Linked DNA regions of Homo sapiens: all the other regions are linked to region 3. A link is a loop called in an ENCODE intact Hi-C map of the cell type or tissue named here. Cell type or tissue: PC-9. All regions are shown on one strand. Links, peaks and the distances in the headings refer to the core of each region. The heading gives the core; the rest is flanking DNA. Region 1 has its middle 240 kb from the start of LINC01950. Region 2 has its middle 210 kb from the start of LINC01950. Region 3 overlaps EFNA5 (ephrin A5).

What was found. Hi-C counts contacts between places; a loop is a spot of excess contacts. Peaks named below come from ENCODE experiments on the same cell type or tissue, not always from the same donor. Only the 100,000 strongest peaks of a DNase experiment are listed, where the experiment ranks them.
Region 1: it touches region 3 in a loop (2.9-fold over the local background); 3 of 110 quality-filtered maps call a loop at or near these places.
Region 2: a loop joins it to region 3, with 3 times the contacts of the local background. A loop is called at or near these places in 4 of 110 quality-filtered maps.

What each region holds. Positions count from the first base shown.
Region 1 is chr5:107,242,963-107,253,428 of GRCh38, reverse strand. No RefSeq gene overlaps it. Among named protein-coding and RNA genes, the nearest start is that of LINC01950, 240 kb to the right of the region's middle. In PC-9, for the core only: CTCF peaks have their summits at 4,958 and 5,157 (motif pointing right); no DNase peak of the experiment used is centred there.
Region 2 is chr5:107,211,553-107,222,018 of GRCh38, reverse strand. No RefSeq gene overlaps it. Among named protein-coding and RNA genes, the nearest start is that of LINC01950, 210 kb to the right of the region's middle. In PC-9, for the core only: no CTCF peak of the experiment used is centred there; DNase peaks (open chromatin) are centred at 2,958 and 4,198; H3K4me3 peaks cover 1,274 bases; H3K27ac peaks cover 4,381 bases.
Region 3 is chr5:107,386,431-107,395,849 of GRCh38, reverse strand. EFNA5 (ephrin A5) reads left to right here. Exons shown (of 5, transcript NM_001962.3): 3 at 8,079-8,144; 4 at 8,535-8,615. Among named protein-coding and RNA genes, the nearest start is that of EFNA5, 280 kb to the left of the region's middle. In PC-9, for the core only: a CTCF peak has its summit at 6,732; DNase peaks (open chromatin) are centred at 5,889, 6,539 and 7,169; H3K4me3 peaks cover 1,317 bases; H3K27ac peaks cover 4,476 bases.

The sequences.
Region 1 (10,466 bases), core at 2,164-7,163, 140 kb after region 3:
AACAGAGCCTCACCATCAAGAGGAGGAGGAAGTTTCAGTTGGTTGGTGGCCCATAAAAACACTGGAATTCCATACATGCTATGCACTTGTTCAACCGCCTAAATTGCCAACATATCACTGCTTTTCATTGCCCCTAAATTAATCCTTCTGTTCCTCTACCTTGCAAAGTACTTACTGAGCCTTCAATACCACTTTAAAATTTTTATTATAATTGCAACTCAACTGTCTTTCATTTTTCCTTATGATTTGTTCTCTGTGTTGAAGAACCTCTGGATAATTGAAGAGATGAGTGGATGGCAGTTGCATTAATCTGCACTTGGTTACTGGTATTTACATTGGATGTCATGGACTCCATCCTCCAGTGTTCAAGATAAATGATGGCTGACAAGAGAATTTGCTTCCTTTAGACTTGTATGGGGCCTTGCTCTGACAAGAGATGTCAGAGAAGACTTGAAGAGCAGAACTCCAGATTTAGCTTTCTGAAACTTCTCAGCTTGGGCTTGAATTAAAATCAGAAAAATAAAACACACCTTTTTTGAGCATTGCCAAGACTAGAGGTGCAAACTCTCAGCCTTTGGCCCTGATCTGGTCCACAAAGTGGGTTTTGTTCATCCTGAACACATATATCTCACCATGTGGCTAGCTTTTTCTTTCAGATGGCTTAATTGCTATCACTTAAAAACTTAAATGTTGGGAGAATCACATGAAAATCTTGATTTCCAGCTCTTAGAGAATTTGTAAGGCCTGGCAATTCAGGACTTATATTCTTGTGTGCAAACACGTGCATGGGGCTTACTAACTACTGGTCCTTTTAGATAGGGCAAATTCACCACAGGCTCCAAGGCACTGAGGCCAGTGTCAATTGCCACTCATTGTATTTGCAATTTTGCTTTCTTAGCAAATAGCAGCGTTAGGAACCTTTAACATTGTGCCCTTGTCATCTTGCTTCCTTTGCCTACTATAGTTACCTGCTTGATGCCTTAGGATGTTTGCGTTTGTGTTGCCAGCCTTCAACTCGATGTGAGGCACAGGAATGTCAGTCAGAAAGCGAGAGTGTCCCCTCATCAAGGAACTCAGGCAATAGAACTCAGGCAATAGAGCCTGTTGGATTTATTTTGTGTGGTTTGTTTTTGTAAAATTCTGGTGTTTGAATACTTGTGGTGTCAGGAGTAATGACTATGGTAGATGCAAAAGAGAAACTTTGTTATTCCTGTTAGACATAAGTGATTCCAGTGGCAGTAATGCACTAGGGTTCGGGGAGAGTCTGAGCGGTCACAGGGCTGTGGAAAGCTTAAGTATAATGAACTGTGAATTCTTTGAAGAAGAAAACAAGCTCTTCATATCCTTCCCTATGTTGGAAATTACAAAAGAAAACGCAGGCTTGAACCCTACCGCCTTTTGAGACTGCATCAAAGAAGGAAATGTGAGAGCCATTATGTATTGTCTTGGAGCTCACTGGAGGACAGACTTCCCAGCTGAGTTCTCCGTGAGTTTGTGGGAAGAGTACCATGGATGGAAGATCTGTTGAAAAATTCATTCATTTTATTATGTGCTCCTCGAATTTGGGGCATTCTATGTCCATCCAGTCTCTTTGTAGGAAGAGGCACATCAAAGGGAAACCACACAAAATATCCTGAGTGCTTAATAAATATTTCTAGATGAATTTGTAGGATACCGTTTGTTTGTTTTGAACAAGGAAATCTGGGGCACAAGTAATTGGTTCCTGGCTTTCTAATGATTGGCTCTCCAGGAAGATATTGCCATTTGAAATTACTTAACATTTCTCCCCCAATATAAATGCTTAAGGCAAGAACTAGATTTTTTACCTAGCAAATAGCAATGTAAATGTCAAAGAACATATTCCAAAGCATTACACTTACAGCTCTTAAAATGGCATCTTAGAATGGTATTAATCACTGTCAGTTTTGTGTACAACATTTCATCAATTAAATAGCAAGAGGACCTGTCCTTTCATGGAAAGCAAATAACACATATGGATTTCCTCTTAGCAATTAGCTGAACATTCTGCATTTCCTTCTTGCTTGCAAAAAGGGTTTGGACTGAAACCATCAACATGTTTGTGTTCTTCATTGGTAAAGCAAAGCAGATGTGTAACAGCTTTCGGTAGAATCCAGATTCGTTTATAAAGTACCTTTTGAAACATCTTGATGTGGAAGCATTTCTGCATTGTTAGATCTTTTAGGATTGGATAGAAAGTGATACTCCATGAAAGTTCTGAAGTGCTTTAAACTTTGTCACATCTTGAATGGAGGTTTTCAAAACTGTGTCACTATGTGTATGTAGAGGAGAGTTTAAAACTTTCAAGCTTAATGTGAAAAATTTGTTTCCAGCAGGGACTAGTTTCAACTAGGTCTATGGATTTATAAAATGATGAGGCAATTTTATGCAGCAAAGACCAAGGATAGAAATGCAGTTTACATAAATGGCAATGGATTAGCACTTAAACCACTCTTCATGTATGTTTAAACAATCTTCCATGACCCTCAGAAATCTCCTTTTATAAACTTCATCATTTATCTGGGATTACAAGGGCAATGTTTTGACAACACTGTAGATTTACATGTAACTCGTCATTTGTTTATCATTTATTTGAGATGATTAGTGCCTGAACTTCAAATGCCTGGAATGTGTATTACACTCGTTTACATTTTTGGTAGACTATAGTCTTTTCAATGTACTTTTTAGGCCTGAGGACAGCTTGGTGACTTTAATGATCTTTCTAGTATCAGTCCCATCTAAGCCTGAAGAAAGCTGATGATTTATAACTTTTCAGCAAAGTTCAGTTTTAGTGATAATCCATCAAAGTCCTTAGTATTCTTCTCAGACTCTTGTCTCTCAGACCTAGTCCAACAAGATGTATTGGTCTCTGAAAATTGGCCCTCAGGGCCATGTAGTCTTCTAGAAACTCAGGAATGCAGCACCAGTTATAGGTTTTCCCAAATCTGTAGATGTAAGTGAACAAATAGTAATGTGGATACCAATAAAGCAAGAGAATATCTGCATTGGTAAAATACATACACACTGTATACCCTAGGCAAGTTATAATTATCATCCTCCAATATTGTCTATGCATCTAAAATAGCTTTTGCATTCATTCATATTTCCAATGATATAAATATGCCTGTTACCAACTACTTGTTATGATTTTTCCCCATTTAGGACCATCTTAAATTGATTTTTTGGCTTAAAATCAGAAAGAGATGTCCAGAGGAAGTCATTGAAAATAAATTCTATTTGCAGAACATGAAATTGTTGTGGTTGTGTGGTAGGTGAATGATTGTACACTTTAGAAATGGAAAGTTTAACAAGGTAGAGAATTTGTATTTGTGTTCAACAGAATTCCTTTGAGCGCTGGCTGTTGTGAGAGAAGCATTCTGAGCAGAAGACAAACTCTGCTCCTTTGGGGGCTGCAGATGGTGTGCACATTCACCTGTCAGTAGCCCTGGGTGTGTAAGCCATACCAGATGGAAAGGGAGAGAGAGAGAAGCAAGGCAGGAAGTGAGCATGGAGAAGTAAGAGGCAGCATCTGTGTGAGAGAGAACTGGCTTGAATAAGAAATGGCCAGAAATAATTTTTAGAAAGATTTCTGTGAAGCTTTGTGTAAATTCTCCATATTATCCATTAAAAGCAATTCACAATCAAGACCTACATAATACTTCAGGCCTTCTGTGGTCAGATTGCTGTTTAATTGAATGCAATGCTGTATAAAGACTGGTCCAGGTGACAGTCAGCTATATTTGGAATAAGTATGGGGAGGCACATGTGGGATTTTTGGATTCAAATTATTACCCTAGACCTAAACTAAAAGTGTACCTTCAGTATGATCATCTATGTTTTGGAATTATATGAAAATTAGTATTATGAAGTTTATACTGCATGTTTATTTCAACTGAAGAAACAGGGCATTATGAAATTTTGTAAAATATAAACATAGAGGAGTGTTCCTTGTATTATGTACATATGTGTCCATAGGATATATCTACAGTAGGGCAGTAGGGAAGGATAGATGTAGAAGTTTGGCAGAGATTTACGGGTAAGCCATATAATTCTAGAAACTGAATCAAAAACAGGAGGAACTGACCAGTATCAATGTTCACACACAATGTCCAAGGCAGAACTTAGAGTCAACAGTTAGATGGTTGATTAACCAAGAAGAAGAGCTGACTGAATGAACTCAATCTTTTATCTCCTATGATATCAAGCCTCTGGATGATATCACCTATTATAGTAAGAAGGTCATGAGACATCAATAAGGAAACAATAAGTCAGAAGGAGTTAAGGTCATGAGGATAGAGCAATGAGTTGCTGGGGGACAACTGAAGATGAGACAAGGGAGGGAGGCAGAAAAAACTATTTAATTGTATTGTGTGTAAGTCAGATCACCCCTTATGTCATTGGTTCTTGACCAGACTATGACTGGTTAAGGTTTGCTTTTAAAGACAAGGCTCTCAGGTGAGATAGAGCTAAGGTAGTCCTTGTGATGGTAATAATTTCTTATTATAGGGAAAATAGTAGCTGCATCTGTCTTGCTGGGGAACATTTCTCTGGTTGGGTAGATCTTATCCTATCAGTTTGTATCCTGTAGCATCATATTGGTTTGTTTGAGTTTAATGGTTGAGGGTCAACAGAGGAAGCCTTAAAAATTTCCTTGTGAACAAATGGGCTGAAAATTGATTTTTAACAGACTCCACGGATACCCATTTACTGAGGAAATTGGAATTGTTCTTGGAAAGGGAGAAGAGGTCAGTGACAGCCATGTTTAGGCTTGTTCAGTGGTTTTGCCTTACTTCACTGGACGAGAACAAATCTCTGGGGACTTGGCTGTAACTGTGGGACTGGAGTTAAGCAGACTTTGAGTCCAAGGGTAGAGGCCAGCTTGCCTAGAAACTGGAGAAATTAGTAGGAAATTTTATGCCAGGGACTGGAATAAAGGTCTCGAAAAGCAGTTAGAAATGCCACTGAAATGGAACAAAGATAAATAGCCTCAGGGCAGGGAAGTGCCACCAACGAAGTGGGGGTCTACAGGCGTTCAGGTCATTCATGGATTCTAACTCATCAGGAACTGCCATGGAGAATAGCTTATAGTTTTGAATTGGCAACTATGAATTAAGGAGAGGTGCAGCTGCAACGGTGGTCCATCCACTAGGGGGCAGTAGATTGAAGCATGGTCAATCAGAACTTGAGGCCGATTTACTATTTATAGGCAACGTTCTGGATTTTATTTCCAAACCAAGTAACCATCATGATTTTTGGAAGAGGAAAAAGAGGAAACTCTAGCAAACCTTCAGGCACACAAACAACTAAAACCTGAGGTGATGGTATGATTTCGGCGGCTCGAGTGATTTGAGTATGCTTCAGTTTCATGAAATCTGACCCCTCAAAAAAATAAGGTCTCCAGGTTGCAAACCCTGAAGAAGCTGGTTATAATCAAGTTGGAGATTTTACTCTATTATTTTTTTCAAAAGTGGCGTGCTGATCATAAGCAAAGTTGCTTTGATTCTCTGGCCTCCTCCTCGATTTCTCCATGTTTTGCAGACCTTAGGACACTAGGCTGCTCAGGAATTTTGGGGGGCAAGAGACAATCCCACATTTGTTTTAGTTGTTTTAGCAAGGGATTTCTAGGGGTTGTCAGCCCCTTGAGGGAAAGAATTAAGTGAATACCACTTTTCCCTAATATCATCAGAGACAGAGACTGGTATCATGTCAGAAATATGATGAGTTTTGCTCCTGGACTTTCCAAGGGGAGCTTCAAGAGTCATAGTGACTGAGATGAATCATCCTCAGCTCAGTAAGGATGGGAAGAAAACTGAGTGTGAGGCACCATAGTATGAGTAGGAGCAGGGCATGGGAAGCACGTACAGAGATGATGCTATTCTTTGTGGAATATTACCAAGGTGCTGTCACCATACGGTATAGCTAACACTTATTTTGCACCTGCCATGTGTCAGGCATTGTACTAAATGCCTAAACAGAATGATTTGTTCAATCCATACAATAATCTCAGGGTGAGATATTATCATTATTGCATTTTATAAGTGAGAAAACTGACGCCCCAAGCAGTTGGATTCCCACGGTAGGACTGGGTAACAAAGCTTGGCACCTGAGTTTTAATTTTACCTATGCTATTCTGCTTCAAAAATGAGGCAGATGATTTTATTCACCAGGGGTTTAGGGGACAGAGTACCAGATATGATAATTATGAGAAAGGCAGTTGTAAATTTGGGGGTGAGAGAAATACATCATATAAAATATTTAGAAAGTATTTTTTTTTGTTAAATGCTGTGTATCCCCTATCCCTGACACCCCCATACTTTATTTTTAAGAAATTATAAGTAAAGATCTATATTGTTCTTTAAGATTTCTGGAGTTGAACTTTTATATCTTTGAATTCAACACTGTGTCAAAAATGGTTCATGAGGGTGAACAGTTATATTTGGTTATAATAGTTATAATTCTGAATACATTTTATCATTAGCTGTGCATTTGTTATTTCTTCTTGACTTTTACATAAGATCTTTCTTCAAAGTTACTAAAGCTCTTTAAACGGTGGAAATTCAGAATAACGAAGACTGCGGCATGGTGAGGTATCTTCACTATGGTGTAGTGGTTATAAGCACAGACTGTGGTGTTGAGCTGTTTTGGACAGTTTCTCATCTTAAGAGTTGTGCTAACTCAGGGAAATCACAAGAATCCTGAGCCTCAGAATATCTTCTATAAAAAAGGGAAAATCTTTATTTACTAGGGTTTTTGAGAGTTTTAAATGAGATGACTGTAAAATACTTGTCAAAATGCGTGACAACATAATAAGAATATAATGTGACATATTGTTATTGTTATTATTATTAGCACTTCTATTTTCTGGTTGCTAGTATCAGCTTCACTCTGAATTGCATAATACATCAAGATAGACTGGATACCAAGTAATTTGACTATAGTAGCCTTCTATTGATAGCTATTAACTGTCTTGGGCTTATAGATAACTCTTCTTTTTTGAAATAAGTTTTTCTCCTGGATTCTAATGTTGCTCCTAAAATACTGGCCACTTCTGTTTGTCTTTATTTCTAATGTCTGTTCCTCTTTTCATTCTCTTACTATTGAAGTATCCCAAGGCCTAGAGCTTGGAACTCTCATCTTCTTTATTTTATCTGTACTCACTCCCTTGGGATATCAACCTCACATTTACATTGACCACTCCCAAATATATATCTCCAAACCAGAACCCAATTGTAGATTCATATGTTCAATTGCCTATTAACACTCTCACTTAGATGCCTAATAGACGTATTAAACAAATTATGCTAAAAACTGAACAGTTGCTTTTTTCTTCTAAAACTTTCTCTACTCACAGATTTCCCTATCTTCAGTTGCTCAAAAAGCAAAAAGAAAAACCACAGCAAGTAACAAAAAAACCGCTGGAAAACCTGAAATCATTCTTGGTTCTTCTTTTCCCTCATATGCCACATCCTTTCCACTGGAAAATCCTGTTCGCTTCATCTTCAAAGGATTCCCAGAATCTTATCATTTCTCCCTGCTCGCTCTGCTACCATCCTGGTCCAAGCTACTGTCATCTCTCATCTTCGTTCTTCCAGCTGCCCCCTAAGTGGTGTTACTGCCCCCACTTTTGCCCCCTTCAGTCTATTCCCAACACAGCACTCAGGGTGATCCACTTAAAGCATAACTTAGATCCTGTCACACCTCCGTTCACATCCAGTGGCCCCCATCTCACTCAGACCAAAGCCAGTTTTTTTGTTTGTTTGTTTGTTTGTTTTAATTGCCTACAAAATTCTGCACAATCTTGGCCACTTTCCCCCATACTTTTTTTTTTTTTTTTTTTTTTTTTTTTGAGATGGAGTCTTGCTTTGTTGCTCAGGCTGGAACGCAGTGGCGTGATCTCGGCTCACTGCAACCTCCACTTCCTGGGTTCAACGGATTCTCCTGCCTCAGCCTCCCATGTAGCTGGGACTACAGGCACGTGCCACCATGCCCGGCTAATTTTTGTGTTTTTAGTAGAGACGGGGTTTCGCCATGTTGGCCAGGCTGGTCTGGAACTCCTGACCTCAGGTGAGCCACCGCGCCTGGCCCCCATACTTTTTTGACTTCTCTCATTGTTCACTCTTTCTCCATTTCGCTGCCTTCCTGGCTTTTCCTTGAGTATATCAGGCACACTCCTTTCTCAGGTCATTTGCACTGGCTTTTCTCTCTTCCTTGATTACTTTGCTTTTAAATATTCATAGCATTCACCGTTTCACTTTAAAGTATTTGAGCATCCTTTTTACAATTGTAGCCCCTTATATTATCTTCCTACATTGAGTTAAACTGGACTAATTTGAAGGAATTATTTTTCTGCAGAGTAATTGTCACTTATTAATACACTCTATATTTTATTATTTATTCTGTCTATTGTCTGCATCCACAACTTGAGTATTTAAGCTCCATTAGAACAGCAATTTTGCTGTTATGGCCACTGCTATCCTCCCTGTGCTAGAATAGTGTCTAGTTTGGTAAATCGTAAAAACTGCCTGTGACTGATGTGATTAAACACTTGTTGAATAAATGAATGATTTATTTATTCTTTATGATTTAGACTTGGTGTTTTTGGTACTTTACTGTACCATTTACTGGAATCTTGGGGGAGCTTTAGTCAATGGGTATGACTGCAAGCTGTGAATGAATGTCAGTGCATTTACAAGACTAATTTTAAATATTTGGTACGTATATGCATATACAGTACATACATAGGTCTTGGCCTCTGCCATCCTAAATGTTCAGGGTAACATTTCCTTCTGGGATGTGTAGTTAGGGAAATCAGTTTGGTTCTTATACCCCACCTTCCACCAAAAAATAATGGAGAATGCATCAACAAAGGTAAGAAATAGAAATGCATTTGTTTTTCTTCTCTTTGGTAATTGTAATTATTTTCTTTTCCTTTTCACTTGTGACACCACTAGTATTGCAAACCACAGAACTCAACACTGAAATATTTCTGCTATTTGGAATTCAGGCAATAGCGGCCTTCACCACCTTCTCTTTTCTCACTAACAAGTGAAGGAGCTATTATATTATATGCATGGACTGTCCAATGAGCAAAGGCCAGGTGTTGCTCTGAGTGACAGCCTTCCGGTTTGCAAAAACTGTAACTCTGGTTATTCAATTGAGTGATTGTGTGGCTGTATGTCACTCAACTTTCAGAATACTTCTCTCAACTTCCATTGTATTGGCTGCATTCTAAAGTTGATGCTGCAAGGAGAGGGTAGGGTGAGGTAGACAGCACTGACAGTTGAAGCATCTGCAAGCTGGGGCACATCTCCTGCTGCAGTGTGTATCTTTGGCTAATAGTGGTATCATTCCTCTTTTTCCTTTTTAAATAAGTGACAGGTAGTTGGAATTTGTGCTTTTGTTCTTCTATAAAAGGAAAAGTAGTCTCATGAAGTCTGTCTGAGTAGGATTCATCTAGTCTTAAAATTCTTCAATAATATTCCTTATATTAACTAGTTGAATGGAAATAATAAAACTGACTTTGCTAACCTGATTGCATCTGTTATCTTACAGAGTGTAGTTAACAGGCATGCGTGGCTGATGTGGCAGCAGTTGGTCTCATTTAATGTTACTGAGTGTCAAGACTGCCACAATGATGAGCTTGGAAATGAAGTGGTCTGGTTAATTGGCCACAGGTAATAGTCAACGGACTGCTGTGTGTCTTTTTTTTTTTAGCAGCATTTCACAGAGCTGTTTTTTTTTTTTTTCAAGTTTCCATGATGTTAAGTGAAAATATCTACATTGCCATTGACTCGGGTAGTAGTATAGCTGCTTTCGTTAGTTTAATAATCTCTTAAAATTGGAAAGACTTATCATTTGATATGGTTAGGATGTTTCATTCCCTTCAAATGTCCCCTCACATCATTCCCTCATGTTGCAGTGTCATCCCCAATGTTGGAGGTGGGGCCTGGTGACAGGTGTTTGGGTTATAGGAGCAGGTCCCTCATGAATGGCTGGGCGCTGTCCTTGTAGTAATGAGTGAGTTCTTACTCTATGAGATCATATGGGATCTGGTTGTTTAAAAGAGCCTCTCTCTCTCTCTCGCTCTCTTTCTTGCTCACACCCTCTCTTGCCACGTGACACATACTGGCTCCCCTTCACCTTCCACCATGATTATAAGTGTCCTGAGGTCCCCACTAGAAGCAGATGTCAGTGCCATGCTTTGTGTATAGCCTGCAGAACCATAAGCCAAACAAATCTCTTTTCTTTATAAGTTATCCAGCCTCAGGTATTCCTTTATAGCAGTACAAATGGACTAACACATCATTCTTCAGTGTCCAATCTAAAAATAGATAGAAAAGTCATCTCTCTTCACTGCATAACGGAGTAGGACTCCAGGCAATTTATCCTCCTCCCAAACACCAGTGGCTTCATATTATGAAGGCCTTGACATTGAGGCTGGGACTTGG
Region 2 (10,466 bases), core at 1,737-6,736, 170 kb after region 3:
GAACCCTAGCTAGAAAGTGCCTTTTGGTGAAATGTATTATAGATAACATTGTGTTTCTGGTGGCGTTGCAGGGGATGAAACTCCATTAACCTGTTAAGCACGAAGGGTGTAAAAATGCTAAGAGAGAAAAATCATAGAGACTGGAGAAAAGATTTTCCTGCAGTGCTGTGTTCTAAATGGATGAGAGAGCTTCAGATAGTTGTTGTTGCATGGAGCTAGGTCTTAATCTCTTTGTCGTAGAAGGGGAGGGACATTTTGAAAATGGACACCTGCTCAATCTCCTCCCTCCTCAGGAAGCTCTGGCAGTGGCACAAGTTATGCGGTTCCAGGGTGGGCATGTAGGTGTAGACTTTGGCTCCACTTGCCAGCACATATTGCTTGCTCACTGCAGAAGTCTATGCAGTCGTATGGTTGTCCCCAGGTGGGTCATCTGTGGCCATTCTGCAGCGTGTCAGTACTCACATGGTACCTCAGATATTATTCCAGAGAACTGGCTATTTTCATTCCCGCTTGTGCACTTTTGGAGGTAAATGTGGAGAGCCGTCTGATAGAGACAAGTGCTACCCCTAAGCACATATGCAGTAAAATTTAGGCTGTGTGGTGAGATTTGAGGGGAAGGAAGTACTCCCAGGCATCTAGTTTTGCTTAAAGGGTGCTGTGAAGAGCAAGAAGGAATCCACATCGTCTCTGAGTTTGCTCACGTGAAAAGACGAATTACACTGGCTGATTTCAGGGCAGCCGGGAGTGTTCACTGATCCAGAATATTTCCTTTTCCTGACTACCCTTGTTCTTGAAATTCCATCAATCAACATTGTTTTTAGAAGTAAAGCTTTGTCTTTTCTAGGAATAACCTTTGGAAATCTATTTATCGCAGTGAGTGGTAGTTCTTTTATATTAATTGGTTTTTTTTTTAACAGAAAACGTAGGAACCTGAAGGAAAGACAGTCTGATGTGAGGATGGAAGAACAGATGGGCTCATTTGTCCATTTTTATTTATTTACTTATTCATTCATTCAACAACAAAAAATGAATCGAAGAAACTTTTTTCCTTTTATTTTTAGTTGGCCCATAATTGCTTTTATTTATGGGATTCAGAGTGATATTTCTGCATATGTATACAATGTGTAATGCTAAAATCAGTGTTAATTAGCACATCCACCACCTCAAACATTTATCATTGCTTTATGTTGTGAACATTCAAAATCGTCTCTTCTAGACTTTACAGAATGTACAATAAATTATAGTTAACCATATCTACCCTACAGAGCCACACAACACCAGAACTCATTCTTTCTATCTAGCTGTAATTTTGTATTCATTAACCAATTAATTAGTTTCTATCTAGCTATAATTTTGTATCCATTAACCAATTAACTTCTTTCATGAACTGAGCTTTTTGTTTTTAGCTTTCACATGTGAGTGAGAGCATGTTATATTTATGTTTTTGTGCTTGACTTATTTTGTTTAACCTAATGTTCTCCAGGCTCATTCATGTTGGCATGAATGAGAGGATTTCATCCTTTTTAAAGGCTGACTAGAATTTCATGATGTATATATACCACATTTTCTTTATTCATTCATTTTTTGATAGACATTTAGCTTGATTCCATATCTTTGCTACTGTGAATAATGCTGTGATAAACAGAAGTGCAGGTATGCCTTTGATATCATGATTTCTTTTCCTTTGGAAAAAAAACACAGTAGTGGGATTGCTGGATTATATGGTAGTTCTATTTTTAGCTTTTTGAGAAACATTTACACTGTCTTCCATAATGGCTGTACTCATTTATATTTCCACAAATAGTGTATGAGTTATCTTTTCTTTTCCTCCTCACTAGCATTTGTCATTTTTTGTCTTTTTGACATAGCCATTCTAAGCAGGGTGAGATTATATCTCATTGTGGTTTTGATCTGCATTTCCCTGACGATTAGTGATGTTGAACATTTTTTTGTATACTTCTTGGCCATTTGTATGTCTTCTTTTGAGACATATGTATTCAGATCCTCTGCCCACTTTTTAATGGGATTATTTGTATTTTTGCTGTTGAATTGTTAGAATTCTTTTTATATTCTGGATATTAGTCCTGGTCGAATCAATAGTTTGCAAATATTTTCTCCTATTCTACAGGTGTCTCTTCACTCTGTTGATTGTAAAGAAACTTTTAAACATGTAAATTAATAGATAATTTACAGAATACTAGGTTCTGTGGGGTGGAGGGAAGGTACAGAAATTAATGATTTTGCTGACTTCAAGTTCTTACCACATAGAGGAGATATTAAGAGAAGTATTTGGATAATCATAATCCAAGGCAAAGTCTAATTTTTGGCACAACTCAATGGTTGCTCCAAACAAGCCTAGTACAAAGTTGTTTTGCTAAGTATTACCAAGAATGCTTTTCAAGTAATTATAATAGTTTTTCATGCCTATACTGTGGCAGGCACTAGGCTAAGTGTTCCCTTTCAATTAGCTCACTTGATTCTCATAACAACTTTAGGAGATAGTTCCATTTTACCATCTCTATTTTACAAAGAGGTTAAATAACTTTTCCAAGGTCACACTACTACAGAGTGGATATCTGAGCCAAGCCCAAACAAAATGCTGTGGACAACGTCCTGACTGATGTAATTATCTCAGTCCATTGCAGAAGTAGCACCTGATTCCACTAGGAGCTATTAGCAACGTAAGGATCCGATTTTCTGAAATTCACCAGTAGAGAGGTTGGCCAAGGCCAAGAAAATAGGAGAATCATGATATTTATTAAGACAGGGAAATGGGGAAATCTCTGGATCACGGTGCTGGCCAGGGTAAATATGACCTGGTGTAAAATGATGTAACCCTAGATTTATACCACAGTGTAAATTTCATGAGGGCAGAAACTGCAACTTCATCTTACTCATCCTTGTCTTCCCATCACCAAGCACAATATATGGCACTGAATGGGCATTCAATACACTGATGGTGAAAGAACATATGAGGAACCAGTGGTGAAGGAGTCATTGAGAAATTCATTTACTTCATCATCTGACCATGCTGGTTATCGTGAGAAAGTGAGGCCACATTTAATCTTTGAACAATGCTGTAACTTTGCTTGAGTGAATCACACTAAGGAGGCTGTAGAACAGAGAGGTTATGTACATGCTTTAGAGTCAGGCAGAACATGTTTGGATCTAGGCACCCATAATTACTTGCTCTATGATCTTAGGCAATCTAATTTTCTGGAGTCTTAATTTCCTCAGTTGTAAAACTGGAAGTATAATATCTCATGTGTTGTTACAGAGATTAAAAGTGGTAACAAATATAAACTCTTAGTACAATGTCTGGCACATAGGAAGGGCTGCTATCATTTTTATTCCTTTTGTTGTTATTCATGTTATCATAATGATTATGACTATGAGTCATAACAATGGAGTGGAAAGAGCTCTAGACATCATTAAAATACCTTTGCTCTATTCCTGATATATATATATATATATTTTAAAGTATATTTCTAACTCAGATCTCCTAGGAATTGTATTTTCTGTAAAATATAGTTGTGTAGAAATGAGGTTACATATAGGAGCACTTGGTAAATTGCAAAGCATGATAAAAATGTAAGATGATATTATTTTTCCTTACTTTACATAGTTTTATGATTTGTGCTTTTGGTATCTCCTATTTGGCTTGCTTGACCTTAGCTCTCAAACCTATATTCATAAGAAACACCAGGAGAAATTTAAACCTACAGATTCCTGGGCGTCACCCTTAGAGATTCTGATTCAATAGGTCTGGGTCGGGGATGAAGCTGCATTTTTCAACAGGCTTTTCTGTTGATGCCAGTGCAGTTGTACTGTGGCTACCCTTTGAATAGTGCCACTCTGCGATGTGTAACTAATTTGAAGACTGCCGTGACCACTTCAAATTCTAGATCCTGCTTGGTCCTGAAGCAGTGGTTGGTAAAGGCTACTATGAGAGCTGTGGCCCACTGTGCGTCGTCATTTCTATTTGTAGCTGAGTGGAGTTGGCAGCAGGCACAGGCTGGCAGTCGTTTCCAACACACTCCTTGTCAAAGTACATACTGTTTCTGCAGCTGGCATCTATTCCCTGTACATCCCAATTATAACAGTATTACTGAGTCTTGTGACAGTCACACATTTCATCACCTTGGGGGACTGGGCAGAACAGGTTTGCCATGGCAAGGGTGCCCTGTTCCCTCCTTTCTTTGTATTCATCATAGCCTAGGAATCTTGTTGGTCTTGCTTGGCACTGAGTGTGTGCTGTTCCTAACTGAGGATGTCTGGAGCCCAGAACAGGTCAGAGATTATGTGTAAGCTGCAGGTTTGGAGTTGCAGGTTGTGCCTGCTGTAAAACACTAATTTTTGAAGCATTTCTACTATTAAAATTTTCACTGTTATGATGATCATCATGCTTTGCCCTCCTTTGCTGGGCCTGAATGCCTCAGCAAACCATTCCTACTCCTAGGTGCACATGACTGATCCTCTATAATTTGATGGAAGTATAGGGTGAATTTCACACTACCTGCATAATGGGGAGTTTTGATACCTGCATAATGGGGAGTTTTGATGCCTGCATAACTTTTTCCTCTTAAGGAAGTAAAGGAGATAATACAATAGATGTTGAACTATTGTAGTGAAATGTGTTTATGTATAATACATACTCAAACTGTCTTTACTTAGTAACCTGATTTTTAAAATATGAATAGCAAGTTGACACACAGAAAAACATATATTGAGAGTATCTGTTATTTTGGATAATTACTGGAAGTGTGTTACTCTTGAAAGTTATAGTTAATGAAGATATTAAAATAGATCAGCATTTTTCTTTTTAAAAAAGCTATCCTGACATGGATGTGGGTTTAGTAATTGTTACTGGTAACAGCTTATTTGAGATCAATGTTATATTTATGTTAGTTGGTATCAGCTGGAAAAAGATGATTCTTAAAGGTAAACTCAGGGAGAATAGGCTGAATATAATTAATACAAATAGGAGAAATGACTGTTGTCTTAGTCCATTTGTGTTGCTGTAAAGGAATACTTGAAGCTGGGTAATTTATAGAAAAAGGCTTATATGGCTCACAGTTCTGCAGGCTGTACAAGATGCCTAGCAGCAGCATCTGCTTCTGGTGAGGGCCCCTGGCTGCTTCCACTCGTGGTAGAAGGCTAAGAGGAGCAGGCATGTCCAGATCACATGATGGGAGAAGAAGCAAGAGAAAGAGAAAGAGGAGAGACGTGCCTGGCTCCTCGTAACCACCAGCTGTCATGGAAACTACTAGAGAGAGCACTCACTCATCACTGTAAGGATGGCACCAACGCATTCATTCATGAGAGATCTGCCCCCCTGACGAGAACACCTCCCATTATGCCTTTCCTCCAACCCCAGGAATCAATTTTCAACATGAGATTTGGAGGGGTAAAACAAATCAAACTATACTAACTGACAAATGTAAATATTTACAATAAATATAGTAGTGGTGATATTAGAGACACACTGAATTTTAAGCTGTCTAGCAGAATCTCTCCTAAAAAGATAGCATGGTTCTCGAATGTAAAAATTTGCAAAAGTTAATAAAATACCTTATTTGAGTATTCTGCCTTCCATAACTCAAGGGAAATGTAAGGAGCTTAACAGAGAATAAAAAAATGGTCACAAACGTTATTAAAAGAATGGAAATCTAACCTTATATGGGGAAGTTTCGGGAATAAGGGCTATTTTGCTCTGAAGGAGACAGCTGAGATCTGACTTTGATTTAGTAATGGCCTTCAAAAAATGGACATAAAATGTTAGTATAGAAAGTGATCAATTTTCTCCCCTATCCCACTTTAGCAAGAGCAAAGGGAAGTGTACCTTAGCACAAAGGTTGACAGATTTAGATTTGCAGTTGGTGTTTTTAGGAGAAAATCCTAAAGCATAGAATTCTGAGAGGGAGCTTTAAAAGGCAACACAACCTCTACAGTGTGTGAGGATGGTTTGTGAGTGGTTGCGGCCAGTGTTGGAGAGGTCACAGTGCTTTTCAAGGTTCCTCAACCCTAGAATTCTATGATTAAGCCTAGTTATAGTATGGTGCCCAGGAGGAACAAGCAATTGCTGTGAGAGAAGTTCTCAGAACTGCCTCAAACTCAAAGGTTAAAAGAAATGACAGGGCAGTTTTCAGTTTAACTTGGAGCAGAGAAGCTAGAGCTACAGGAGGATTGGTGACATGAACAGATCTGAGGTAAATTTCCTGTTGGAGAAGTGCCACGCAGACTGTGAAAAAGTGGCATGACTGAAAACATCGATCAGGACAGTCAGAAAGCAGGAAATTGTAAGACAGTGTCTCATCCTAAATTTTATGCATGAGGATGAACAGTCATTTCTTTGAATACAATAGAGACCACAAATTTCCTTATGCTTTAAAAAGTTTATAAAATTACTTTTTAACCTAAAGTTTAAAATTATTTAAAAAATATGCATATTAATTTTGTTGTAATACACATAGCATAAAATTTGCCATTTTAACTATTTTAAGTGTACGTTTTAGGGACGTTCACATTGTTCTACAACCATCACCATTAACCATCTCCAGAACTTCTTTCATCATTCCAAACTGAAACTTCGTACCCATGAAACAATAAATCCTCTTTCTTCTCCCCAATAAAGTTACTTTAATAATTAATCGTATTAAGAAACTATTACCTATTTGGTGCATAGTGTTTTTTTCAAAAAGGGAAATTTAATCATGGTTATCCTATCCTAGGGAAAAATTATGAAGCATTTATTATCCATCAAAGAATATGGTTGTTCATGGTTACAGGGTCTAGAACTGGATAAGAAATATATGTTTTTTCAAAAGAAACCTTAAAACAGAAAATGTTTTAATATAAAAATTATACACATCTAGTTCATGTCATTTGTAGGGACATGAATGAAGCTGAAAACCATCATTCTGAGCAAACTATTGCAAGGACAGAAAACCAAACAGTGCATGTTCTTACTCATAGGTGGGAACTGAACAGTGAGAACACTTGGACACAGGGTGGGGAACATCACACACTGGGGCCTGTCGTGGGGTGGGGGGAGGAGGGAGGGGTAGCATTAGGAGATATACCTAATGTAAATGACGAGTTAGTGGGTGCAGCACACCAACATGGCACATGTATACATATGTAACAAACCTGCATGTTGTGCACATATACCCTAGAACTTAAAGTATAATAATAAAATAATAATAATAATAAATTATACACATCTGAATATTCAGGCTTTGATTGTAAATGTTTTCTCATTTCTTACTACACTGTTACTAGACTGTAGTACAGTCCATGGCTGGGCTTGTATTAGTAAAGCACTGGCTCACAGATAACAAAAGGATTATTAATTTTATATCACAGAAGCTGCAGACTGCTGTACCTCATCTGCAGACTGCTGTACCTTATAGGCTGTTATATTTTGAGTTTCTAATGACCATAGAGGCCAGGTACAGATTTAAAATATTACTAACCCTGATGAAAAGTATTTAACATTCTTTATTCAACACCAACTTATTATAGCTGTTGTAAAATGTTCATTATTAATTTTTTCCCCAGCTGACATCTTGATTTCAGGTTATTAATTTCTATAAACATACCAATGCTATTCCTATTCATGTTTATTGGCTATAAAATAAAAACAAAACTAGCTTTATTAACATATACAATTGTCTGTAGGATGTGTAAAATTTAACCAGAAAAACTGAAAGGGATATTTAACTATCTAAATACTTGTTCAAGTAAGGTGTATGTTAATTTTCATTCTTTTAAAAATTATGTCTTTTCTTGTTGAGCTGCTAAGATTTCCCTTTATCCTAATTGTTCTGCCATTTCACTGTACTGTGTCTAGGTTGGAACTATTTTTGGGTACTTTTTTTGTATTTCAAATCCTGGAATTTCCTCGGCTATTATCTTTTCAAATTCAGTTTATTTTCCATTCCCATTTGGGAGACCATATCAATCTACTGCTCTGTTCTGAGTGGATTGGTTAGTCCTGTCTTCTAATTCATTGAATTTCTATTTATTTGTATTAATATGGAGGTTTAAAAATGTAGTAAATATCTTTTCTCTTACATTTTTAATTGGTTCTATTTTTAAATTTATCTCTTCTTGATTTGTTTCTATTTTGGTCTAAACAGTTTTTTACTTTTTAAAGCTAGAACTATTTTTATAAGGAGCTCAAATGCTTTTATGATATTAATTTTGGTTTTTAAAAAATTATTTTATTGGTAGTGAATGAGTCTCTCAACTATTAATGATGCTTCTCTCTTTCATAGTACTGATTCTTAGGGGCTTTGGAATGATCCTTCCTAAATTTATCTTGAGCAATCATCCTGCCTGCCTGCCTTGCCTTCCTCTCTATACTTATTACTACACATGCTGCTTTTTAAAAAATGTTTTTTTTTTAATGAACAAATAAGAACTTTACATATTCCTGGAGTACATAGTGATGTTTCAATACATAAAATGTATAGTGATCAGATCAGGGTAATTACCATACCATCATTTCAAACATTTATAATTTCTTTGTTCTGGGAATGTTCAATATCCTCCTTCTAGTTTTTGAAACTATATAAGATATAATTGCTAACTACAGTCATCCTACAGTGGCATAGAGCTGGTGGTTTTCCCTGCCCTGGGATGTTGACCCCCACCCCAACACGAAGCTAGTGAGCAGCACAGCCCAGGTCCTGACTGGAAGTCCTTTGGTCTTCCAACCTCTGGAAGTTCACAGCTTTATTGAAGTGTAGCCTCAGGCAATGGATCGGTCTGTCAGCATCCTTCTCTGGCCAGCATCCCAGCTTAACGATGCATCTCCTTGTTTCTCTACTTGAAACTGAGCAGGCTGATAGATTCAGCTTCTACTTCTGAACCTGTTTTTGGTGCATGAATCCTTATCATCTTTTTTAGTGTGATTGCATCTTTTAATTAATTTACTTATTTTTAAAATTAATGCTCTCTTGTGAGTGAAAGAAAAAAATTCAGGGTATGAACTGACAGTGTCAATGTGCCCATGAGCTCCCAGGCCTCTATGTGTAGACTGTCAGGATAATTAATGCTAAAATCTGTTTATCAATTTACTAATTCAACTAGTCTCTTTGACCTCTGCATTTAATAACTTTTTTGTGTATGCTCTAGCTTGAAACCTGGGACATGGATCAATTGATTTAGAGCAAAGCCCCTCCGGTTAGTAAATGATTATTTCAATGAAAAAGGTGAGAGAGACATGACCCATATGAGGCAGTCTGGCCTCTAATAGCTAGATGATTCATAATTACAGATCTAGAGTCCATTATTTTGGTATTTGTATATATTTTATGCAAAAGCAATTTTTGGCTTGAATGACTTGGATAATTATCTCAGTTTTCCACTTTAATTTGCTTATGTAGAAAAAATGAATTTGGGGAAAAATGCTTGGTGGCACATTATGATAAGGGTCAAAAATGGAAACAACAACAATAATCTGTGATGTTACTACTGCAGGAAAAATTAAAACTAGTTACTTTAAAATTTCAAGTGGATCAGGGCCCTGAGTCACTAATGTTGTAGGGCTTTCTTGGGTATATATCTTTTCCTAATGAGTTGTCATGAGTGCTTAATGTCAATAACCAATAAGGTAGTTCTTTGTGAGATTCAAAAATGGTTGCATTGCTTGAAATATTGAGCACATGAGTCATTTACTCATTATTGTACAACAATTAAATTGAAGTAAGAGTAATGAGGTATAAAGTTCACACTAAATTTAAGAGTGATGCTTTATTCAGCTGCCAAGAAAATTAAAATAAAAATATTTCCACATAACTTTATGAATGGTATAGAAATCTTTGACAACAGTATAAGGTTGTTACCCCATTTTTAAATTAAGTGTTCAGCCTGATGTCAGCAAACTTGATGAAATGGAATTAGAAAAGCCTCATGTCTTTAGGTATATGTTTATGTATATATGTGTGTGTGTGTGTGTGTATGTGTGTGTGTCTGTGCATGTATATATGTTCTTAAAGACTCAATACTCAGTTTTGCTAAGACATAATTCACCCAAATTTTGTCTAAAGAAAAATAAGAGTGTGTAAAGCAAAAGCCTAGTGAAGCAGGTCATGCTTTTCAGTTGATTTGCACATAAATAATATCGGTTCTGGGAGTGGACAGAAAAATAGGGGTTATGTAAATGTGTCTCTTTCTGTCCCTGGAGAAGAGGCTGGGCAATTGAAAAAAATAATTATGCATACTACTAGCAGAGACATTCTAACGGTACTTTAAGCCTGATTTGGCACACCATGTAACTCTTCCAGGCACAACGAACAATTTTCATAAACAGATTGAATGGAAAGGTTCCCTGCCATTGTTCTGCCATTCAGCTGACTCTGAGTTTAACTGTGTGACATATTTTAGCCTAGGTTCTATGCAATATTTTTTGCAGAAAAAAGATAATTAAGGACTCACCAAAGGACTATGGATGACATGAT
Region 3 (9,419 bases), core at 4,420-9,419:
ATTATGGTTATTATGGGGCTTCCATCTGAAGAAGAGGTTTTCTAAGTGAATAATTCTGCCTATCTGGTTTGTTGCTGTTTTTGTCTTGTTTTGTTTTGTCAGATAATACCTCTCTAGTACAGTAAGTTCACCAAAATAACCACAAACAAGAAAGAAAGAACTGGCTGACCTTAAAGCCTGAGAAAGTCACTTAAATATTGTGTGGCCTTAGGCAAGGCGAGGTCTCAGAGAATAGTTAGAACACTAGTTGATAATAGAAAACTTTTTCTTAACTGTTCAAAGATGTTCATTGATTTTTAAAAATAGTAAAATATATAAGAAACTGAACTATATTTCTTCATGTTAAGAAATTTCTTAGACAATTAAAATGATATCTAAATATTATCTTGCTTTCTGTGCCTGTGAGGACTAGATTTCCCCACTCACATGACTGACAGAGGTGAAGTTTACATTCAGAATGTGAGATTTATTTAAAGCTGTCTTAAATTTTCCTTAGGCAGAACTAGAAATGGGCCAGGCATGGTGGCTCACACCTGTAATCTCAGCACTTTGGCAGGCTGAGGCAGGGGGATCACTTGAGGTCAGAAGTTCGAGACCAGCCTGGCCAACATGGTGAAACCCCGTTTCTACTAAAAGTACAAAAATTAGCCAGGCATGTTGGCATGCACTTGTAATCCCAGCTACTCAGGAGGCTGAGACAGGAGAATCGCTTGAACCTGGTAGGTGGAAGTTGCAGTGAGCTGAGATTACACCACTGCACTCCAGCCTGGGCGACAGAATGAGACACTGTCTCGCGGAAAAAAAAAAAAAAAAAAGAACTAGAAATCCTTCTTATAAGGGGACATTTTAAAATCATTCTCCAAAATCCACGTTATTTTTGGCTCATACCTAAATAGATATCAAACTATATGAGACAAATCATCCCCTTCTTCAATAAGCAGCAGAAACAAAGTTTGTTGTCACTGAGCTTTTAAACGCAAGTAAAAGTTTGCTCATACTTCAGATAAATATATACAAAAAGCATGTTAGTGTGCTATTGGAGTATTCCTAGAAATGAGTGGAAACTTGTCCTCAGCCATTTACTTGAGGTGGCTAAGAAAAAGTAATTGATCTACTGAGACTTACCTGCTGGAATTTAAATAATACTCAGGTTAGTTATTAGCAGTGAGAACTTTGCCTTAAGGGGGCAGAGAGATAGGAGGGAAGGCAAACAGTGGGTAGGATGGGTGGTGCTTCCCATTTCTCTTTTGTGTGTGGCTGCACAGCTGGAACTTATTTTACCTCCCTTGTCCTGAAGTTTACTCTAATTATTTTTTCCTTGTTACAGTTCCCTGGTGTTAAAACCAAGTTTTAACTTGCAGAATATGTTTTTCTATCCCTCTTGTTATGTGGTGGGAAACACATCCCTTTTCTTATTCTGGTTTTTAAAAGAAACATCCCCAGAGTCATATCAAAGTTTCTAATATTTACATGATATTCTTATTTCTCCAAGGCCTCTATCTTTACTTAGTGACCTCCTTTCCAAATTTTACGTCTTGGGCTCTGACCTTAACCTGCCCATGATTTAAGTCTTGAGACGCAGTGGGCTGCAAGAGAAGAAATGTGTTGGCAAATTTAGTAGCTCCTGGGGTGGCACCATGAATGCAAGCTTGGTAAACCGGGGCCATGAGCGAGTCATTAAAGCACATGACTTTTAAATCCCAAAAGTTAGAATGAGTGAGATGTATTTCATCATAACACATGATTTTGTTCTTTATATGAAAATGCTTTGTATGAAAATGCTTTTAAAAAAGGGGCACATAGCCAGTTGCAAATTGTTGCTTTAGTATTCTTCCCTAAGAAGAGGCCTAACTTTTGTTTTAACAAGTTTTCTGTGGATCTGGTAACCATTTTCCAAGTCCATATGGCTTTGATTAATCTCTATTCTGTTCCCACCACTTCTTCTGTTTCCCCACTCCACTCATGTACACAAACTGGATTTTATTGATTCATCAAATTCTAGGAGATATTTCCAGTAGTACCATGGATTTAAATGGGCTTTACTCTTTCAGCATTTATTGTGAAAGGAATATTAATGCTTAATTCCACCTTCACCTGCCTAATTTGCATATATTTGTGTTGTATGTTGAACTGCATGAAAAACCTACAGGGAAAAAAACTGGGCCGTGCTAACAGCTAATAGCCTATCTTTTCTTTTGACTTGCACGAATTGAGAAATATTGCCTGTGGCAAACATAATGGAAAACTGCATTTTTAACGCTCCCCCACACACTCATTTCTTTAAAAAGAAGAAAGCGGCTGAATATTCTTAAAAATAAAACTTCCCAAAGTACCCAGATTGACATGGGACACAGAAAAGGAGGATTTTGGCTTTCAGAATTAAGATTTGAAGCTGAATAAGGTTAGGCAGAGATGTTAAGTTTGACTAATGAGTACAGTGTTGGGCCTGAAAATGTGAAAGAAAACAATATTTCCTTCCTTTTCTGCTAAAACTTTGGTTCTTCATGAAGAAGAATGGTTGTTACCTTGATGATTAGGGAACTTTTGAGTTGTTTGAAGTCTCATAATCTTTGTATTTAACTTGATGGCCTGTGTAGAAGATAACTAATAGGAGTTTTTTGGTAGTAAGAAAAGTTTTAACTTATTTTAAAATCCTTTCATTTCAGGTATTTTTAAAGACCACCTTTCCATTCTATTTCTCCTATTTGAAGAAAGGCATTCTCCTTAAGATTTATGTTCACATTTTGTATCAACTCATTTTGGTTTACCCAGCAATTTGTAGTTAAAATGAGACATCATGCTAATTGCAAAGAACAGCACAGGTTGGCTGCATTAGCAAAAGCAAACTAAGTTGTATGCGAAGGAAAATGAAAAACACTTTTTAATACTGGAGTGAGAACATTTAAATTGATATGTCTTGTTGTATTTCTTCAACAGCAGCTTATAATTACCTCTCTTCAAGGCATATTTTAAGTGGACTTGTAACAGTAGCTTGAAATGTAAACTAGTAAGGGATCCAGTTGTTGAGGCATGGCAGCAGAATCAGGAGTGCACAGCTCTGTGGGAGCAAGGGCATGCTGGCCATTAGCAGAACATGCCAGAGTGTCTTAGTCCTTCAGTCCGAAGTCAGCTTTAAGCCTTTAACTACACAGATTTGTTAGTGTACAGCATTGTATCAGCTCTTAAGAAATTACCCCCAAATTTTGTGGCTAAAACAACGTTTATTATTTCACAGTTTCCGTGGACCAGGAATCCAGGTGCAGCTTAGCTGGATCCTTTGAGTCTCTCCCAAGGCAACGGTCATCTCAAGGCTCAGTGAGAAGGATTCACTTTGCAGCTCACTCACCCGATTGTTAGCCAATTCAGTTCTTTGTGGGTTGTTGAACTATGACATCAGTTCCTTGTACCTCTTGGCTGGAAGTCTCTGTTAGTTTCTTGCTACATGGTCCTCTCCATTGGAAATCTCACAATATGGTACCTTGCTTCATGAGCAAAAGAGAGAGTGTTCACTAGAAGTAAGGTACAGTCTTTTGTAACAATCAGAATGACATCCCATCACTTTTGCCATGTTCTACTCTTTAGAAGCAAGTTAATAGGTTCAGTCGCCTCTCAAGGGGAGGGGATTATACAAAGGACTGCCTACAGGAATGTGGGGATACCTGGGACCCATGTCAGAAGCTGCCCGCCACAAGCATGATGGCAGTACCCGAAGGGATGTGTTCTCTACTATGTCTGAATGATAGATCTATGGTGAATTGTGGTATGAATGTTACATATATTTGCATTGCTAAATATAACTTTTAGAAGTACTGATTTGGGGGCACTGAATATCGTCATTTTCTATACCAAGTTGGCTAAGTGCTGAGTCATGCTCACCTGAGCCCCAGGAGACCAAGATTTTTGGGAAGGCTCAAGTTAGAGCCCCTGTCTGAGGTCATGGAACAGAGTAAAAGTAAGGGGCCCTCATGGCCTTATTAGCAGAGTACTCGAAACACAGAGAACCAGAGAGTCTCCAGCTTGTATTTCATTATGTGTTAAAAGGTTTTGATTGGTACGTTGCAGCTCATTCAGGGGAAGGGACTCTATGGATTGATTTATAAAGTTGCTATTAAGATAATGGAATGGGACATTGTGCTTGTTTTAATTGTCCCCATATCCCTACTCCCAACTTCCTGACTCCAACTTACACTTTAAGCAGTAAACTGAGTAAATGGGTGTGAATTTGGATGATGTGACAACTGTTTTAAGACATTTCTCATTTTAGTTGAAAAATTCTATTAGAAAATCCATGTGTCTTTAGAGGAAGATTTCAGATCTAGATTTTTTTTTCACCTGTTTGCAAGTCACTGCCTCTTTTTGGTTGCCAAAGCTCTGGTTTGGAAATTTAGGGATAAAATGTCTTCTGTCCCAGTTGCTGCTGGTTAGCTTCTGGAGGACCTGTGAAGCCTCTGATAAACATGTCTGGGACACACTCTTGCTCCCTGCCCAGAGCTGTGCTGGCTCTTCATGTAAACCTCAGTTGTCACATGGATCCCTCCAGGTACGCTAAACTGTGGTTCATATTTATGTCCCAGCTTGAAGAACCACAACACAAGGGCAGGGACAGTTTGAAATCTTATATATCTTCGCATGCACAGCACCTAATAAAGAAGCTGATGCATAGTAGGCATTTTATTTTATTTATTTATTTTTGATACAGAGTCTAGCTCTGTTGCTAAGCTGGAGTACAGTAGCTCAGTCTCGGCTCACTGCAACCTCTGCCTCCTGGGCTCAAGCAATTCTCATGCATTAGCCTCCCGAGTAGCTGGGATTACAAGTGTGTGCCACCATGCCCAGCTAATTTTTGCATTTTTCGTAGAGACAGGGTTTTGCCAAGTTGGCCAGGCTGGTCTCGAACTCCTGGCCTTAAGTGATCCATCCGGCTTGGCCTCCCACAGTGTTGGGATTGCAGGCATGAGCCACTGCACCCAACCCATAGTAGGCATTTTAAAAGCATTTGAAATGATAGATGAAGCTGCAGTAATATGTAATGGATTTTTATAATTATTCGTTATCAACTTTCAACATCGACTATTCATTTTCTAAGGAAAGCAGCACAAGAAGTTATATATAGTGAATATAATTTATGTATATAAATTTATATATATTTATGTATATAATTTATGTATAAAATACTTACATATTTACTTTTAACTAAGATAAAGTTGGCCATGACAAAGTGATGTATCTCTAGAGCCATAAGGATTAATACTACCTACCTCCTGACAAAAACGAGGCATGTTTTAAGATTTTACTCCCTCATTTCCATCCTCAGCTCTATCTATTGCTCATAAATTGATCCTGAGATTTTCTTTATAAGTTTATTAGTGGGAATGTTACATGTTTCAATTCCTCTGTTATGTTTTGTTTTTAGTGCTCAGTCCTCTGCCTTTTGTTTACTTGTGATTAGTAATGCACTTTTATATTACCTTATGTCTTCAAATAGTACTAATAATTAATTATCTGTATTTTTTAGTTGGTATAAAGGCATCCTACATTTGTCAGCCAAGAAGTGTGGGGTGACAGAACCTTGAGCATAACATAGAGGAAAGCCACACTTTAACTTTATTAAACGTTACATTTAAAAAATGGAGTTTTGCTACTACATGGAAAACGTTTTCATCTTTTTGGATTTTTTTGTTTGTTTGTTTTTCAAGGTGTTAAATAAGAAACCCAAGTTATACTGACCTAGTAAGGCACACTTCTCAGGTTGGCTGTAAGGGTTAGGAGTTTACTCCTTGAGCTCAGGCCAGTGATGCAGTGATGATCGAGTGAATCCATGGCATGCAATCTGTGTTGTGTACTCACATATCACATTGTGTGCTAATATTCTTTGTTCACAAATTTTTCTAAGGATTAGAGTATAATAGTCACAGTATCACAAGGCATCAGTCACATTTCCTGGTGACAGAAAATGAGGAAGTAGTGGGGCAGGTTGTTAGGGAAGAGAGGTTTTTATTTTATGTGTCATTTAAATACAAATGTATTTCATATTTTTAATTCACAGAAGTATGGAGCACATCCAGTAGCTAAGACTGTGTCCCTCCTTGAGAGCTCATGGAGAGAACTCTCCAGTTTTTTCCTGGAGGCGTATCGTTTGCTGTTTAGTTATTGCCATGTGCCCTACAATAATTTTCATGTCCTGGATTTATTTCTCCTAAAGAAAAATCTGAAAGACCTGTACTAAATCCAAGAAGCTCCTCGCTAAACCAATTAAGCATTTGATTCTGTCTTCAGCCTGTTTATCTAGCAGTATCATCTGTAAAGTCAGTTATGTGCATGTAGCAAATCAAGTTCACAAGGCTTGAAGTGAGTTCATCTCAGCTCAGAAATTCATTGAACAGCAGTGTGAACATCCATGTGTCACTTTTTTCACACTAACTCTCATGAATAAGACATATACTCCCTCAGGAACCCGTGGTTTTCCTAATGAATTGGAGTCACCTATGTGTACTGTATTTGTGACATGCACATTTGCAGTTGAGGTCCACAGGAAGGACACCATTTCCTGGATCAAACCGCAGAGTGCAAATATTGTGCCCTAAATAACACACTAGTTACTGTAAATGTCAGTAGAGGGAGTTTTTCTGGCTATGATTTAATGAAAGCCTACAGCAAAGCCAGCTGTTAGCACTTCTTAACTGCTTGTCAGAGCAACCAGGGGAGATAGGGAGGACCAAAAACACTTTTTCTCTACACTTTTGTTTTAAAATTAAAGTAGTTTTCAACAGGTGTTGAATAGGGACACTGGGGACCCTATACTACTTGACATTATTTAGTTGGTGAATTTAGAAGTTCTCCTCCAGGAGGGTTACTTGGATCTAGAATTACATAAGGAGACTGTGTAAAATTTGTTTGGAAGTTTGTATATTGAATCCTCTCACCTGCAAAAGAAGCATTTTTGTGTTCTCAGCTCCCCATGAGGAATAATTTAAAAATAAAAATAAAGGAGAGAGAAGACACACCAAATGCCGATCCCTCTTTGTCACTTTGGGTATTGCCAAACTAATTGTAAGCCATGTGTGATTTGATTGATGTCATCTGCTTTTTCTGAACAAAGAAACCACTTGAAGCAAACACATAGGGAGGAAAGTATGCGACGCTCGTTTCTGTAATTTTTGTCATTTCTAGGATGCATTAGTAAATACATGTGGTTGTTAAGGGCCTTACTGCCCTTGGAAATTCCTTTGACATTTTGCTGTGTGTACACAGGGGAGATAATCTTTCAACCATAGGGAAAGTTTACAGTCTTATTATCTTGAAAAGGAGAAGAAAGTTTCTTCCTCAAGTGATTTATAACTTGAAACATGCTGTCATGTTTTGGTAAGCCCACTTTATTAATTCCATCCTTCTCTGTGGCAAATTGAAAAAAAAAATACATGTACCGTTGCAACATAGTACTTTCTCAATAGCATATTGTACTTATAATAGCATGATGGAAGTTACCGGGCTTGGGTTAGTCATATAGAATGCAGAGCCAAGTTCTGAGTAAAACCTCTAATTGAATTACCTGCAAAAGCACTGACAGACAAGCTTTCAGTACAGACAAAGCTCTGCTTTCCCCAGCAGAAATAGGTCACGTTTAAGTCTGCCTTGTAACTCTCTGTTATTGGTTTTTGCCGGCACTTTCACCTTGGGCCTCTGTTGGGCCCCTTTTCCTGCAGCAGAGGAGGAGCGGCTCTGTGAAAGCTGGAGGGCTCACACATTATCCTCTCGATTTAGAGAAAATTGATAACAGATCAAGTTAAATGGAAGAGACTTTGAAATAAAAATCCAAAGTATTTCTTCACAGATTACTCACATTCTTGCATGATTCTTTTATTGTATTGAAAAGAGAAACTCAGGATATGAAAGTAGCCTTTCTATAGCAGTGAGACCTGAAAAGTACTGTTTGTTTTAATTTGGAGGAGGAATTAGAGAAAGTTCCTGTTGTTCAAGTCAGGAAAGAATTTATTGTTCATCATTTGTATGTGAAAATGAAGAGTAATATGTTGTTGTTCTCTTCTTTCTTTCCTGCTCTCTCTCTGTGTTACCCACAGCCTCTGCAATCCCAGATAATGGAAGAAGGTCCTGTCTAAAGCTCAAAGTCTTTGTGAGACCAACAAGTAAGTTCACTAGAATGAGCTTCAGAGGGTGGCTTCACCGCGCATGCTTTATTGTGTGGTCTGGTTCACGGCGGTAAAACTTTTTTTTACTGTTAAATCTTGTGTGGTATCTGTTTTGTATATCAACATTCATATTTTAGTTTTCATCATATTTTTTCTCATTCTTCATGATGCTTTTACTTAAGTACACAGCAGTTGCTAACTTGTTGTTTCTTAGACTGTTGTACATGCAGAGCAAATGGGAACAATATTGGCATTTGGAACATGCCATTGATTGTAAGACAATCTACATAAAAAAAGAAAAAAAGGAGAGAAAGAAAAAAGAAAGAAATGGGAGTTTAAGGGTGTCTTCACTAACATATTTGGCTGTTATCTCTATTTTTGTTATAGATAGCTGTATGAAAACTATAGGTGTTCATGATCGTGTTTTCGATGTTAACGACAAAGTAGAAAATTCATTAGAACCAGCAGGTTAGTATGCTTAGAGAATCTCTTTTAACAAATGCATCTATTTCTCTGGTGCTTCCGTATTTTTTTCCTTTCTTCTTCTCTGCATGTTTGCATGTTATAGTTGTTGTTCTGCTTTTGCTCATTGCTAGCGATGCTAATATGACTTATATTCTACCTCATTCCTCCAGTATCTTTGTGCAATGCATGTTAGGTAAAATAAAATTTTCTTTTTTGGAATGGGTTTGAGCTAATGCAGTATCCTAATATAGAAGCCCCATCGGAATGCTAAAATCTCACTGCCTTTTACCATATCCTCAGAGCATGCTGGTGAATCACTGTGAATATTAAAGGATCTGTTTTCATGTAAGACACAAAACATTTCTATGTATATGTTCATAAAATTTTATTTTTTATGTCCAAATCTGTAGATAAAAGTAATAAGACTATTGCACAAAATAGAAACTAATTCAACATACTTAGTTTTCTCTAGAAATTTACATGCATCATTGAACTGACCTAAGGAACTTTATTTTATTTAAATATTTTTGCTATTGTCAATAGTAATTGGTCTGGAGAAGTATAATCACATTGCCACCACAAATTCGCACATCTCTTGTGCCACAAATGTACCAGTAGCCTGTTGAGCCAAATGTGATCCTTGATTACCGAGGCAAAATAAGTTTTAAGGATAAATAAAACTTTTCTACGATTGACTTCCACACTCCTAATGTTTCCCATAACTAAAGAAAAATAAAACCTACCAAAGCACTCGTTGAGGCATTAGTCTGTCGCATACTATGGATAATAAGAACCTGTAAATATCCA